Regions from separate parts of the Homo sapiens genome. Here region 1 is linked to region 2. Evidence: read pairs that join two places in POLR2A ChIA-PET (ENCODE). Cell type or tissue: PC-9. All regions are shown on one strand. Links, peaks and the distances in the headings refer to the core of each region. The heading gives the core; the rest is flanking DNA.

Region 1 (5,389 bases), core at 253-5,252, 230 kb after region 2:
ACCAGATCTTCTAGGCATCATAAGCCTTTGTCAAAACAGACTTTTAAAGTCCAGAACAGGCCGGGCGTGGTAACTTATGCCTGTAACCCCAGCACTTTGGGAGGCCGGATCAGATGGATCACCTGAGGTCAGGAGTTCAAAACCAGCCTGGCCAACGTGGTGAAACCCCGTCGCTACTGAAAATACAAAAAAAATTAGCTGGGCATGGTGGTGCATGCCTGTAATCCCATCTACTTGGGAGGCTGAGGCAGGAGAATTGCTTGAACCTGGGAAGCAGAGGTTGCAGTGAGCTGAGATCATGCCATTGCACTCCAGCCTGGGCAACAAGAGTGAAACTCCATCTCAAAAAAATAAATAAAGTCCAGAATGAGGGGAAAGAGTGAAGAGTTCAGAGCTGAGGATCAGACTTAGGTCTAATAGGATCATTCCAGATGCTCTTCTGAGATTCCAGGGCAAGGCAGAAGCATACAGCCCCTCAGGAGGCCTTATGTTAAAGATATAGGCTGTTCTCTAATAGTTGTTACTACCATTAATTACATTAATTATAGATAAGTTCTACATGTCAGGATTTCAAGATTACTATATACTTTTAATTCATTAATTCTTTTCTTTCCTTGGTATCACTGGACTTTGTTTTGTTTTATGTTTTTTGTTTTGAGACAGAATCTTGCTCTGTAGGCCAGGCTGGAGTGCAGTGGCTTGATCCTGGCTCACTGCAACCTGTGCCTCCCAGGTTCAAGCAAATATCCTGCCTCAGCCTCCCTAGTAGCTGGGATTACAGGCACCCACCACCACATCCGGCTAATTTTTGTATTTTTGGTAGAGATGGAGTTTCACCACATTGGCTAGGCTGATTTCGAACTCCTGACCTCAGGTGATGCGCTTGCCTTGGCCTGCCAAAATTCTGGGATTACAGATGTGAGCCGCCGCTCCCAGCCTGGTAGCACTTGACTTTGAAGCTCAACAATGTACAGTTTGGAGCTGAAGAAATGTCACTGGAGATACCTGGATATCAGTAAATGGACCTCTCCCCAGGATTTTAGCTTTAGGAGCATCCATAAATCAAGAGGGGAGATTTCAAACATCATCCTTGTCCCTTGATGTCCTAATTTAAAAAAGCAACTTTTCTGCAGCCACAAGGTAACTTAGCAGCTGGTTCCTATGCAGGTGAATTATGGCTTAAGAAATAATAAAAAGAAATTGTGAATTACTAAATGACTTACATTGAAAAAAAGCAAGAAGGGAGGAAAGATGCATGAGCATAGGGAGAGAATTTTATAATATACCTGAGTCTACTCAATGATAAATGTACATAATTAATCATACACACCATTTGGCAAATGATATTTTTAAATGATAGAGGCAATTATCTGTACAATTACATATGCACAGGAATGCATTATTTTCTGACTTTCAACAGGCAGCCTACCTTACAGAATAGGTAAAGAAGAGACTTACCTAATTTAGCATCCTACTTTGTAACCTCAATCTAATGAGGACATTTTTTAGTGATTAGAAGAGGTTGAGAAGAGGAATGTAATAATAGTAACTTCATGATTCTACTACTAATATCTTTGTGAAACTATTTAATCACTTATTGTTTCCATTTTGCACTGTAAAATATTGGTTACATATTCTCTTCCTCTCCCTCTAATGAAATATAATTTTCTAAATACCCTTTCAATGAATGTTTTAGAAACAAATTAAAAAACTTGTGGAAACAAAGAATTTTGCTACTCTCTATAAATAACATTAAAGTGAAAAATTTCAGTGACTGCAGGAAGCAATGATCTCTTTTCTAACTTGATAGAATGAATTCACACTCTGCTATTTCTTCAGCCTCGTGGTCTTATCATATAAGGCAGTGTGGTGTAGTAAAAAGAGTTCAGTTTGGAACCACACAAATGTAGTTTCAAATCTGGCTCTGCAACTAATGGTGATCCTAACCTTCAGCAACTTACTAAACATTGCTAAGCCTCAAATTCTTTCTAAAAGTGAGGCTAATCATATCAATCTTGTAAAATATGCAATGAGCAGTATATGATACAATAATTTTCAGGTATTTTGTCTAATGTTAGGGATGCAACACATATTCAATACTGTGTGTATTATTAGTGTTAAGTCCTCCTCCTCACTCAAGTTCTTTAATATCCTTCTAAAATAAATCTCAATGCCATTCTATCATTCACTCATTCTACCAATGTATATTGAGCACCATGCATACATACAAGATATCATTACATAAATAAATGAGTCATTTTGGATATAAGTAAGGAAAAGATGGATTATTCAGAAAATGGCTTGGAATGACTGGTTAGCAATTTTGATCTTTAAGTTTGATGGTCTAAAACTATGTTGTTCCATACAAAAGCTATTAGCCACATGTGACTACTGAGCATTTCAAATATGGCTATTTTAAATTGAGGTGTGCTGAAAATGTAAAATACACACAAGACTTTGAAAACCCAGTATGAAGAAAGGACTGCAAGATCTCTCATTAAAATATTTTTTGAATTGATCACATGTTGAAATGGTAATATTTTGTATATACAGTTGACTCCCAGTATCCATAGGGGATTGGCTCCAGGAACCCAGCAAATACCAAAATCTACAGATATTCAAGTCCCTTGTATAAAATAGTGTAGTGTTTGCATATAACCTAAGCACATCCTTCCATATGCATTAAATCATTTCTAGATTACTAATAATATCGAATACAATGTAAATACTATGTAAATAGTTGATATACTGAATTGTTTTTTATTTCTGTTATTTTTAATTGTTGTTTTGTTACTTTTATTTTTAAAATAAAAATAGTTTTAGTTTTAAAAACATATTTTTGATCCATGGCTGGTTGAATCCAAGGATGCTGAATCTCTGGACACAGTGGGCTAACTGTATTGGATTAAATAAAATATATTATTAAAATGAATTTTATCTCCTTTTTGCTTTTTTGATGTGATTACTAGAAAAATTAAATGCTTCTTGCCCAATTTGTGGCTTGCATCATGTTTCTATTAGGCAGTGATGGTTTCTTATAACAAGAAAGAAAGTAAGGAAAATAAAAAGAAAAGAAAAAATCTTTATTAACTAGAAGATGGAGAGAGGAGGTGGATCAAGTTGGCCAAATAAATACCTCCACTAGTTGATCACCCACACCTCCACCCCTAGGGACACCAAATTGAACAACTATCCACACAAAAAAGAACCTTCATAAGAATTAAAACTCAGGTGAGCAATCACAGTACCTGGTTTTAACATCATATTAAGGAAAGAGGCACTGAAGAGGGTAAGAAAGATAGTCTTGAATCACTTACACCACTCCTCCACCATCACCCAGCAGTGGCCATGTGGCACAGGGAATCTTGCAAGAGGGAGAGTGCAGTGACTGTATTAGAACTCAGTGCTGCCCTGGTCACAGCAGAAAGGAACATGGGCAGAGAATTTGGGCCAGCCCCAACCAGAGGCAAACTGCCCATCCCAGCAGTCAGAACCTGAGTTCTGGCTAGCCCCGCCACTACAGGCTAAAGTGCTCTGGGGTTCTAAACAAACTTGAAAGGCAATTGAGGCCACAAAGACCACAATTCCTGAGCAAGTCCTGGTGCTGTGTTGGGCTCAGAGCCAGTGGACTTGGGGGTCACACAATGTAGTGAGACACCAGCTGGGATGGCAAGGGAGTGCTTGTGTCATTCTTCCCCCAACCCCAGGCAGTGCAGCTTGCAGCTCTGGGAGAGACTTCCTCCTTCTGCTTGAGGCAACAAGAGGGGAGATTACTGAGGACTTGGTCTTGAAACTTGGATACCAGATCAGCTACAGTTGAATACGGTACGAGGCAGGGCCCTGAGGCCCTCATTCCAGGTCCTAGCTCCTGTGTGACAATTCTAGACACACCCTGGGCAGAAGGGAATCCACTGCCTTGAAAGGAAATACCCTGTCTAGGCAGGATTCATCACCTGCTGACTGAAGACTCCTTCAGCTCTGAATAATCAGCAGTGGTAGCCTGGCAGTATGCACTGCAGGCCTTGGGTGATTCTTAGAACCATGTGGTTTCAGGTGTGACCCAGCAAATTCCCAGCTGTGGTGGCTATGAAGAGAGACTCCTTCTCTTTGAGGAAATAAGAGGGAAGAGTAGAGGGGACTTTGTCTTGCAGCTTGGGTACCCGCTTAGTCACAAGTTTGTGGAATACAATAGGGTAGAACACCAAGCAGATTCCTGGGGTCCCTGATTCCAGACCCTTGCTCCTGGATGACATCTCTGCACCCACTCGCTGTCCTGAAGGGAAGAACACAAGCCTGGCTGGATTTGCCACCTGCTAATTAAAGAGCCCTTGGGCCTTGAGTGAACATAGGCAGTAGCAAGGCAGTTGACACTAAGGGTCTTGGTTGACACCCAGTTCTATGCTGGTTACAGCTCTGACCAGGCACGGTCCCAGTGGTGGTGAATATAAGAGTGCTGGGGACACCTCTCCCCCAGCTTCAAGCAGCTCGGTACAGAGAAAGACTGTTTGTTTGGGGGAAAGTAGGGGAAGAGAACAAGAATCTGCTTGATAATCCAGGGAATTCTGGATCTTCCCTAAGACCACCAAGGCAGTACCTCTATGAGTCTGCAAGAGTCACAGCATTACTGGGCTTGGGGTGGCCACTAATGCAGATATGGCTACAGTGACCAAAGACTTAGATCACAGCACCCAAGTTCTTTCAAATACTTGGAAAGCCTTCCAAAGAAGAATGAGTACAAACAACCACAAGGTGCAAAGACTATGATAAATACCTAATTCTTCAACACCCTGACACCAACGAACATCCACAAGCATGTTTACTGATGAACATCTAGGAAAACATGACCTCACCAAAGAAAATAAATAAGGCACCAGAGACCAAACCCAGAGAGACAGAGAGCTGACCTTTTAGAGAGAATTCAAAATAATTGTTTTGAGGAAGCTCAGTGAAATTCTAGGTACCACAGAGAAGGAATTCAGAATCCTATCAGATAAACTTAATAAAGAGGTTGAAATAATTTAAAAGAATCAAGCAGAAATGCTGGAGCTGAAAAATGCAGTTGACATACTGCAGAATGTATCAGAGCCTCTTAACAGCAAAGCAAAAGAAATAATTTGTGAGCTCAAAGACAGGCTATTTGAAAATACACGGTCAGAGGCAAAGATGACGAAAGAAAAAAGAATGAAGCACACCTACAGGATCTAGAAAATAGCCTCAAAAGGCAAATCTGAGTTATTGAACTTAACGAGGAGGAAGAGAAAGAGAGATCGGAGTAGAAAGTTTATTCAAAGGGATAACAACAGAGAATTTCCCAAACCTAGAGAAAGATATAAATATTTAAATACAAGAAGCTTATAGAACACCAAGCAGATTTAACCCAAGTAAGACT
Region 2 (5,389 bases), core at 319-5,318:
TGAAATACATAAACATATATTTTATTACAAAACCCTAGAACATAGTCACATTCTAGATGGAGTTCTAAAACTGACAGAATGTTCAGATAGAAAGATGTGAAGGCTATTTAGACATATTAGATATTAAAAGAATTGATAAAAATCATTGCTTTTTTATTTAAAAACTTCCTATAGTTGGTAAAGTCAGACAATGACCACCAGAATAATATAATAAATAAATCTTATATTCAGAACAAAATTTATTTCATCTGAAAAATATAAAAATGTATTATTACCAACTGGGTCTTATGTATGTCATTCTGATTTAAGTATAGCTTAAAATATGCTGAGCCTATTATATATGGGACTCTTTCTTATGCACTCTATGTATATTCATTTTACATGGGAATTAAACTCTATAAATTGAGTTCTACAAGTGCATAAGTACAGAAACAAATAGAAACCTATTTATAGGTAATTGATTTCATGATTTTTGGAGTTGACTAGGTGATTTTTAAGTGGCACTAGCAATGAGGTCTGCCAAGTTTCTACTTTTGAACATTTCTATACCTTGTGGTCTCAATTTAAAATACATGAGAAATCACAAATTCAAGCAATGCCAGAGATGAAAGGAAGACCTTAGCAGCAGCAGGTGGAGCGGAGGAGGTATTATTGAAATACTTGTTGATATGATTCAAGAGTGCTCAAGGCCATCTGATGCTAAGGGCCACAAGCAAAATCAGCAGAGGCCTAACCTGACTAATTGTCTCCCCTGATTGTGACGGTTTTGATTAGAAGAATAATCAGCTCTCAGCAGCCTGTAGGCAAAAATGCAAACTGAAGGAGTGTGAGTGTGTGTGTGTGTGTGTGTATGTGTGTGTGTGACAGATGCATAGCAGAATGAATGCCAGATCAATATTAACCCACTCTTAAAACATTAAAGGGGTTCCAATATGAACAAAAGCCAATAATTCCCTTCATAGCTAACTAGCATGAACGTTTTTCCTTCTGTCACTTTATAATTGCTTTTATACAATCTAAAGGAAATGCTGATATTCAGGCTTTCCAAAAGTCCAAATGCATTCATATTTTGTCACTGAAAATTGAAGTCATACAATTCTACAAGTCATTTTTGAGTAGTTACTTTAAAATACTTTATATTAAACTCAACAAGACATCGTTTTAAGATAAATTAGTAACATTTTTTCTTAAAGCTTTTGCTACTATTTCATCAATATGTTAATGAAAATGTATAAAAATTATACCTTTGTTTTTAAAATTAAGATTAAGAATATATATTTAATCATCCAAAGGACTACATTAAAATCAGCTGTAATCATCATTTGAAGCTTTACTTTGTGATTGTCTGCTTCTTTTTTCAGATGACCAGTCTCTCAGTTTTGTGCAAAGTATCTTAAACTTAGACTAAATGGTAATTTACTTCAATTATTATTCCTACATTAGAAAATTTTAAATCTCAAGATTTAGAAATTTAAACTTCCTGAAGTTATTAAGCTCTTAAAGGTGAAAGTTTGGGGAAATTTTATAATATGCAAATACTAACATTTTTTAGTGCCCATAAAAAAGCTAAGGTCATTTGGTTCCTGTGAGAATGTAAAATGTATACTTTATTTGCTTACAAATGTATCACATTTAGTATATTTAGATATAGGCAGGGAGGGAATGAGGAAGAATACATTTCAGAAAAAAATGTATAAATCTTTTGTAAATTGTATTTTTACTTAAACTTTCTTTCCACTGTGGCTATGAGAGAATGAGAGGGAACAAGAGCAAGAGCAAGTAGAGAGGGAAGGAAGCTTTTAGGTCTGAAGAGTTGAAACTGGGTTATTTTAAGCTCCATTCCATGAACAGAGGTGGTTTTATCTTCAGCTAAGTGTTTAAAGGCATGTGATAACACTAAATGCAGATTTCCATCTACCTGCTGGACTCAACAAAATCTCAAACCCTCAACTGGTGCCTCCAAATGTAACTGTCAGTCAGCTGATGTCAAAACCTAACGTCTTTTCCATGGCCTTACACATCTGGTCCCTGTCAGTGTCAACGAGGTTTGTTGGATGTGGTGTCATGGCAGGCAAATGATTTATATACACAGACCCAAAGATCTCAGAGCTCCTTCAGAGGATGCATTTCATCTGGTGTACTTGCCATCAACAAATGATTGACTGAAATTAAACAAAACCTTACATCCTGAAACGTGAGCATTCTCTACTCCCCCTCTTCACTCGGATCATGAATATATTTAGTTAGCCAGGGAGTTCACAAAAGACCCATGTCAACAGTCTATTAGTGAGATAGAAAAAAATGCACATTAAACACCTCCATGCTTTAGCCTCTGACCTCCTTAAGCTGGCACATTTTTAAAATTCTTTGTGGGATAAGGAATTACTAACCAGCCACACTGGAAACTCAAGAGTAGCTGGTGATCAAGTCCACCCAGCATTTTCCTTTGCAAATCTTCAGTTGAGGGAAGAAGACCTTCAGAAGTGAGTGTTGCCTTTATCAAATAAATTACCTAAAATACTGCACCAGATTAGAACAACAGCAAAAAATTCCTCATTCTTGTCTTTAACCTCTCTTATTTCATCTCCTTAGGACAATGCACAGACATGAGGCACCCAGAATGTCTCTTTCTTTGCTCTTAAAGTTTATTGTTGCAACCTGGTTATGGATAATTCTTTCCACTTTACTCAGTGTGAATTATTCTTTTTCACAAGCCTCATAATGAACTATAAAACTAACACTTTGGTCCAGTTAGCATTAGCATATGTTGAGAACAACTTTAATGCACAGCTGCCCTGACTGGGTGCAGCCAAACTTCTGATTTTGAGTGCTTCCTGCAGGAAAATGCCATCCACTACCTAGAAATGCTTCATACTCTGCTGTTGTTTGATTAACAGTTTTAGCTTTGACAGACATTAATACAATGTTAAAGATATTAATTGTCTCTTAACTTAGAACTCTTAATTGAAAAAGAATTAGGAACCTGGTGAATGGTTACAGGTCCATATTCCACATGGAGAGGGCTAATTAAGAGCTCTGGGGTGATGGGGTGGTGGCTTAGCTCCTAAAAGGAGGTGTCCATATATATCAATCTAAAGTTAATTTAACCTAAGCTAACTAGGGTGTGATTTATATTTTTATCCCAGAGCTCTAGGCCATTTCCCACAGCTCTCTCTTTTAACATGCTGAAACTTGCTTAAGCACTGAAGGAAGAAAAAAAGTAAGTAATGATTGTTTAGGTAATGTTAGGGTGGTGCAGATCAGCTCTTGAAGAAGCCAGCTGTTCATGCACTGTCATCTATCCATGCAGGCTTGTTCAAACATGCAAAGCAAGTGGGCTACAGTGCTTTCCATCTATCTAGGTAAAGGTGTAAAAAGTGGCATGTGTAGAAGCCAGCAAACAGCAGCAAAATCTTTTCAGATCTTGCTAAGCCTCTAGAGAGCTGAAAAACATTCCCTTTTAAGAGAGATGTTTTGAAACCAAGTGCTGTTGCAACTGTGCCAGTGGTTGGGGCATGTCTCTACACTAGTTGAACAAACCACACTTGTCCCAGCAAATCATCTGGCTTTGCTGCTGCTTTAGATGGGGCTGATCTATACCCTTTTGCATCTCTAATGCTCACCTCCTGTCCAGATGAGCTCTCTGGTCTAGCTTGCCCCCTTGTTCAATATGGCCATAGAAGAAATTTGGGGAAGGAAATCTGATGTTTGGGGTCTGTAAGCCCATTTCCTTTATAAATGCTATGCTACTTATCTAGTCAAAATGCATCCCAAGAATCTGCACAACCCTGAATGTTCATTCTGACCCTTAGCACAGTTGTTCTGCTAGTGTACACTGCTTCCCTTCACGCTTACTGTTGTGTTCTTAGTGGGGAGGAGTCTCTTCTTGCAGGTCAAACTCTGTACCTCTTTCCTCTTTGCCCAAGATTAGCTGGGCCCACAGGGTCACAGGCCCTCCAGTCAACCTACCAATGAACAGCCTCAGTGGCCCACTTAACTCTAATTGAAAGGCCCCTTTTGTCATTTTTAACAGATGTAAAGTGTGTGAATTTAAAATTCCAAATGCTGTTAATATACAACTCGCACAATGTTTTTTGCTTTAACATTCATTGCTGACCTGTTATGATCTAAAGTTCTCCAAAAGAAAGTTCGTGTTAATACTGCACTCCATAGAGGTGGTAGGAATAGTCTCTAGCCTGATGAAGGCACTCTAGATCCTTGACTCAGCCTCTGAAGGTCTAGGACCTCCCACAGTACCAATATCCATGAATGCTTAAGTCCCTGATATAAAAAGGCATCGCATTTGCATATAACCTATGCACATTCTCCTGTATGCTTTAAATCATCTCTAGATTTCTTATGATACCTAATACAATGTAAAAATATGTAAATCATTGTTATACTGTATTGTTTAGAGAATAATGGCAAGAAAAAAGTCTGTACATGCTCAGTACAGACACTTTTTATTTCAAATATTTTCAATCCAAGGTTGGTTGAGTCCATGGATGTGGCACCCATGTATAAGGAGGGCCGACTGTATTTACTTTACCATGTTATTTGAATAAGTTACCTAGTTTAAAAAAATAGCTAATAATAAGGAAAAGTGTGAGCAGGAGAGAGAATATGGGAATGCTCTGTACTATCTGCTCAATTTCTATAAACACACAATTGTTCTACTAATTTAAAACAAAACAGCAACAACAAAAACATAGTGATCCTCTGAATTGCTTCACATAGGAGCAGCAACTATGTTCACTTCACATATGTTAATTCGTTTGCTCCTTAAAACAACTCTAAGAAGTGGGTGTTGTTATTTTCATTTTGCAGATGTAGTAACAGACAAAGAGAGATTTTAGAACGTGTTCAAGGTTTCTATAGTGGCACCAAGATTCAAGTCCCCTTATCTCCTCTTCCAAATCCCATGCTGTTCCCTCTAAACCACACTATTTTCTACTATACGTTGATCATATCATATTTATTGTTGGGCTTGGCTACCAGTCAGAGCTAAATGTAATGCTCAATGAGAGTAAGATACTACTTTTGATATATTTGTTTTCTCTGACCTCTTTACAGTTTTTACAGTTGTTATAATTATTTGAACAGTTTCATCTGATATGCCTTTAATCAGTCATTCAAACACCTTCCCTGAGCTTTAACTATGTGCTATGTATCACCTTGGACTGTGGGGTACAAGGATGAATAGAAAATAATTCCTTTCCTCAAAGATTTCGGCCTGGTCAGGGGGACAGACCCATAAACTTGTAATTACATTTTGAGATGTAAAGGTGGGATCCCAAATATAGCCTTGGAGATAAGAAAAGGCTTACCCGAGTCAAAGTTTGAGCAGGAGTTATCTACAATTGGCAGAGGCACTCTAGATAGGATGGGC

Evidence for each region. Peaks named below come from ENCODE experiments on the same cell type or tissue, not always from the same donor. Only the 100,000 strongest peaks of a DNase experiment are listed, where the experiment ranks them.
Region 1: POLR2A ChIA-PET joins it to region 2 with 11 read pairs; 4 of 35 experiments call an interaction of 5 or more read pairs at or near these places.

The regions. Positions count from the first base shown.
Region 1 is chr5:107,684,161-107,689,549 of GRCh38, forward strand. No RefSeq gene overlaps it. Among named protein-coding and RNA genes, the nearest start is that of EFNA5, 16 kb to the left of the region's middle. In PC-9, for the core only: no CTCF peak of the experiment used is centred there; no DNase peak of the experiment used is centred there.
Region 2 is chr5:107,453,117-107,458,505 of GRCh38, forward strand. All of the region lies in intron 1 of EFNA5 (ephrin A5), which reads right to left. Among named protein-coding and RNA genes, the nearest start is that of EFNA5, 220 kb to the right of the region's middle. In PC-9, for the core only: no CTCF peak of the experiment used is centred there; a DNase peak (open chromatin) is centred at 2,355; H3K4me3 peaks cover 1,230 bases; H3K27ac peaks cover 3,293 bases.